Regions from separate parts of the Homo sapiens genome. Here region 1 is linked to region 2. A link is an interaction called in ENCODE POLR2A ChIA-PET data of the cell type or tissue named here. Cell type or tissue: HepG2. All regions are shown on one strand.

Region 1 (2,500 bases), 110 kb before region 2:
ACCTTAGACCAGATGAAAATCATGGGGGAGGGGGCTGAAATTCTTCCACCCCTAAGCAGAACAATCCAGAAGTGTTAGCTATTGGTTTTTCTCTTTTTTTTTTTTTTTTTGAGACAGAGTTTCATTCTTTTTGCCCAAGCTGGAATGCAATGGCGCAATCTCGGCTCACTGCAACCTCCACCTCCTGGGTTCAAGTGATTCTCCTGCCTCAGCCTCCCGAGTAGCTGGGATTACAAGTGCACACCATCATGCTCGTCTAATTTTTTGTATTTTTAGTAGAGATGAGGTTTCACCATGTTAGCCAGGCTGGTCTCGAACTCCTGACCTCAGGTGATCTGCTCGCCTCGGCCTCCCAAAGTGCTGGGATTACAGGCGTGAGCCATCACGCCCGACCGCTATTGGATTTTCTAAGTACCTCCTCATTCTTTCCATCTCCACTCCAGTCTCCCACTCTGACCACCACATCCTCCCTTACAGCTCTGTTGGTCTCTCCTAGGAAAGCCTCAGGGGTGTGAACCTCTAGTCATGCTCAGTTCTTGACATGTCTCACGTTGATTCATTCTGTCTCCCTGACCAGGCTGCAGCTTCTGGGTTCAGGAACTGGGCCAGGATCCCTTCATTCAGGCAGGCACTTACTGAGCCCTGACTCTGTGTCAGAGTCCTCGAGGAGTTCAGAGTCTGAGGGAGAAACCAACAGGTAAATAAATCATTGCAGTAAGAGTGTGATAAAAATTATGATAGAAGAAAACAGAGGAAAAATATGGGCAAAGTTGCCACATTGCACAACTCTGGGGGTCCGTATGACTCGTCTCCTCTGGGGTTGTGCAATGAGCCCTGGTCATGCGCAAGACCAGAGGAGGAGTCTCATCCAGTGTGGGAGGTCCAGGCAAGCGCCTCAAGGAGACCAGGCGTTAGCTGAGGCTCAAAGGGCAAGTTTGCCAGGCAGATGGGGAGTGAAGGGCAATCCAGGCAGAACAAACCACATGTGCAAAGCCACAGCGGGATGAGGAAACATGTTAAATGTTGGGAAATATCAGGAAATACATTTTGGCTGACGTACTGGGTACATGTGGGAGAATGCCTAGAGCTTGCTTGTTAAATGAATTAATGACTATAATAATAAAAATCATAATCACCAACATTTGTTAACCACTCTGTCTATGCCAGGCACCGTGCTAAGTGGTGTACATGCATTTGTTCATTCTAACTTCACAACAACCCCGTGAGGTAGGTTCTTTATTACCCTCCTCTCTGCAGATAAGGAAGCAGAGGCTCAGAGAAATTAATCAACTTGCTTAAGGTCACAGAACTAGTGAACTGCAGAGCCAGGTTGGAAACCTGGATCTCCTGATTCTAGAACACTGGGCCCTTGACCACTACTTCCCTCAATACTAGTGTCCTTGACTTTGGGCAGTCGTGGCTTCAGTGCAGACCGAGGAAGAGACCAGAAGTCACATCAGGCCCCCTTTAAGCTTCTCCAGCAGCAGGGCTCTCTGTGGGTATTGGCATTGACAAGGGTCAACTCCACTGAGACCTGGAGCAGGAAAAGGGGAAAATGGGGAGGGGGCCTCATGAGCTAATTCTCTCTGCATATATGAAAAGCCTCTGGGATTCCCAGAGCTCTCCAGAAGGAATTTGAGGGAGGCAGGGTCCTGCAGAGCCAGAAAAACACTATTTGGTGAAATTGGGTGTTTTTTGTTTTTTGTTTTTGAGACGGAGTCTTGCTCCGTCCCCCAGGCTGGAGTGCAGTGGCATGATCTCAGCTCACTGCAACCTCCGCCTCCCGGGTTCAAACGATTCTCCTGCCTCAGCATCCCAAGTAGCTGGGACTACAGGCACGTGCCACCACGCCCAGCTAATTTTTGTATTTTTAGTAGAGATGGGGTTTCACCATGTTGGTCAGGCTGATCTTGAACTCCTGACTTCAAGTGATCCGCCCGCCTCGGCCTTCCAAAGTGCTGGGATTACAGGCATGAGCCACCATGCCTGGCCTGAAATTGTTTTTTATCCTGGGCATGATGTAGCCTGGTCACACCCTGAAAAATGTCAAATTCTCTTCTGTTCACTCACACCTGCATTCCTTCTCATGTCACCTGTTTTTTTTTTTGTTGTTGTTGTAGTTGTTTTTGTTTTTTATTGAGACAGTGTCTTGCTCTGTTGCCCAGGCTGGAGTGCTGTGGTGCAATCACAGCTTAATGCAACCTTCGCCTCCTGGGCTCAAGCGATTCTCCCATCTCAGCCTCCTGAGTAGCTGGGACTACAGGTACCCACCACCATGCCCAGCTAATTTTTGGATACTATTTTTGGTAAAGACGAGCTCCTGCCATGTTGCCCAGGCTGGTCTCAAACTCCTGGGCTCAAGCCATCTAACCACCTTCACCTCCCAAAGTGTTGGGATTACAGGCATGAGGTACCACGCCTGGCCTGTCACCTGTTTTTGGTTTTTGTTCTTTTTTTTTTGAGATGGAGTCTCGCTTTGTCGCCCAGGCTGGAGTGCAGT
Region 2 (2,500 bases):
TTGGGCTGGGCATATTTACAAGCTAGAAAGAAGGCTAGTGTGGCTACAGAAGAGTGAATGACAGGGTGATTTGTAAAAGACAAAGTCAGAGAAGTAGCCAGGCACTAGATAAGGACTTTGGATTTTATTTTATTTATTTTTTAATTTAAAAATTTTTTTTTGAGACAGAGTCTCAACTCTGTCACCCAGGCTGGAGTCCAGTGGCACGATCTCAGCTCACTGCAACTTCCACCTCTTGGGTTTAAGTGGTTCTCCTGCCTCAGCCTCCCGAGTAGCTGGGACTACAGGCAGCTGCCACCACGCCCGGCTAATTTGTTTTTGTATTTTCAGTAGAGGCAGGGTTTCACCATGTTGGCCAGGCTGGTCTCGAACTCTTGACCTCAAATGATCCACCCACCTCGGGCCCCCAAAGTGCTGGGATTACAGGCGAGAGCCATTGCGCCAGGCCTGGATTTTATTAAAGGAAGGAGTTAAAGAGTTTTCTGGCTGGTTTGTTCGTTTAGTGAGGGGAGGAATATGATCTGATTTACACGCTAAAAGATAAGTCTGGCTGCTCTGTGAAAATAGACTGTAAAGGCATAACAAGGATGTGGACTGTGGAAGCAGGAAAAAGGTTAACGGGATGTTCTGGCTGGAACCAGCGCCTGGAGCTCGAAGTTTTGAGCTGTCTCTCTGCCTTGGGGCATCCCCTCCCCATCTTATCTTATCACATTCACTGATTTATCTTCCTGTGGAAAAAGGAATCAGAGATCATAACTTCATAAAGGAATGACTACCCTGCCTCCTAGCTTATTAGACCAGCGGAGGGCCAGCCAGGCCAATCACACTCCTCCCAGGAATTTCAAATTGCAGCTCAGTCCTAGCTGGGTACACTTGAACAGAGAAATACAAGAACTGTGTTTGGTCATACACACGAAATAACTATTTGTTGTTATGAATGGGTGCACTACAAAACAGAGAAGGCTGATCTTCAGAGAAGGAGAAAAGCAGACAATGCAGGAGGGAATCCCAGATGAGGAAAGGAGAGAGAGATTCCTGTTGACTTCCCAGTTCCTCGGTCCCGACCCTCCTGAGGCCTAGTGTGCTTCCTTGGGTTCCTGAGATACCTCTATTTCCTTGTAAAAATTTCCATTTTCGCCTAAGTGCATTTCATTTATGTTTACCCCCAAGGCTCCTTGTTCCAGGGTGTGCACTTTCCGGGCTCCTGGCCTCGACGGCCACATTGTTCTCATCTGGGGCTGGTGGAGCCCTTGCTTCCCCACAGCCTCACCAGCTGGGGGCCTTGTTGCCTTGTTTTTTCTAGTTTTATGGGCCTATGAGGTTATCTTAAAGGTAACTGATTTTGCATTTATTTCCTGGTCAGACTTTCATTTTCCTAAGATAACTTTATATTCATGTTGTTTACATTTTAAGTGCTTTCTGGGTAGAATCCAGTTTCAAACTTAAATACTCAATTCAGTTTATTGGATAATAAACGTATCTGGTTTTTTTTTCTTTTTTTGGGTTTTGGTTTTGCATTTTCCCACATTCTCTTTCTTTCCTTTGTTTTGTTTCTATTTTTGTTTTTGTTTGAGACAAGGTCTCACTCTGTCACCCAGGCTGGAGTACAGTGGCACGATCTTGGCTCACTGCAACCTCCGTCTCCCGGGCTCAAGTGATCCTCCCACCTCAGCCTCCCGAGTAGCTGGGACTACATGTGCCACAGTGCCTGGCTAATTTTTGTATTTTTTTATAGAAACAGAGTTTTGCCATGTTGCCCAGTCTCGAACTCCTGAGCTCAAGCGATCCTCCTGCCTTAGCCTCCCAAAGCGCTGGGATTACAGACGTGAGCTACCTCGCCCGGCCTCTTTCCTTTTTATATCCTACAGAAGATAAAATAGAAATGAATTCATTCATCAAGCATCCTTTGAGTTTTTACTGTGTATCAGCCCTGAGTATATGAAGATGAACATGTCATGGTCCCCGTCCCTCACTTTGCCCACCTTAGAGAAATCGGTTTCCTGGGCCCTCCTCTGCTCTTGGGCCGCAAGCCCTCCCTGAATGATCTCATCTACTCTCAGGCTTTGGCTCCCACCTGTTCTGCAGGATGAGCAGGCTTTTTTGTTTGTTTTTTAATGATATGTGACTATTATCCCGTGCCCTTTGTCTTCAGTGCTTGCATGTTCAGTTTGACCCATGGGAAATTCCCCTCAGATATTTCTGTTACTATCAGAAATACCTTGGTGCTGTCCACAGGTATAGCTTGAGTTAAACTGGCTCACACACTAAAAAGCGTCTTCGCATGCACCCGTGGGACAGGGGTGGCTCTTCAGGAGCCAGCAGAGCTTACCCAGAAGCAACTCAGCAGCGCTGAATCTACTTGGACCTTTGGCCTGTGGACTGCCCTGCACGGCCCTGGCAGGAGTGAGGCTGCCTGTCCCAGAAGTGACACATGGGTACTCCTCGGAAGAGTCTATGTGGCTTCTATTCACTGTCAAAGAGGGAAGTGAGTAAGGAAGGG

Evidence for each region. ChIA-PET counts read pairs that join two places held together with the same protein. Peaks named below come from ENCODE experiments on the same cell type or tissue, not always from the same donor. Only the 100,000 strongest peaks of a DNase experiment are listed, where the experiment ranks them.
Region 1: POLR2A ChIA-PET joins it to region 2 with 11 read pairs; 2 of 35 experiments call an interaction of 5 or more read pairs at or near these places.

The regions. Positions count from the first base shown.
Region 1 is chr1:39,932,884-39,935,383 of GRCh38, reverse strand. No RefSeq gene overlaps it. Among named protein-coding and RNA genes, the nearest start is that of MFSD2A, 21 kb to the left of the region's middle. In HepG2, no CTCF peak of the experiment used is centred here; a DNase peak (open chromatin) is centred at 943.
Region 2 is chr1:39,825,533-39,828,032 of GRCh38, reverse strand. It overlaps LOC105378667 (a long non-coding RNA gene), which reads right to left. Exons shown (of 4, transcript XR_947221.3): 2 at 2,330-2,470. Among named protein-coding and RNA genes, the nearest start is that of LINC02811, 9.3 kb to the right of the region's middle. In HepG2, a CTCF peak has its summit at 1,278; no DNase peak of the experiment used is centred here.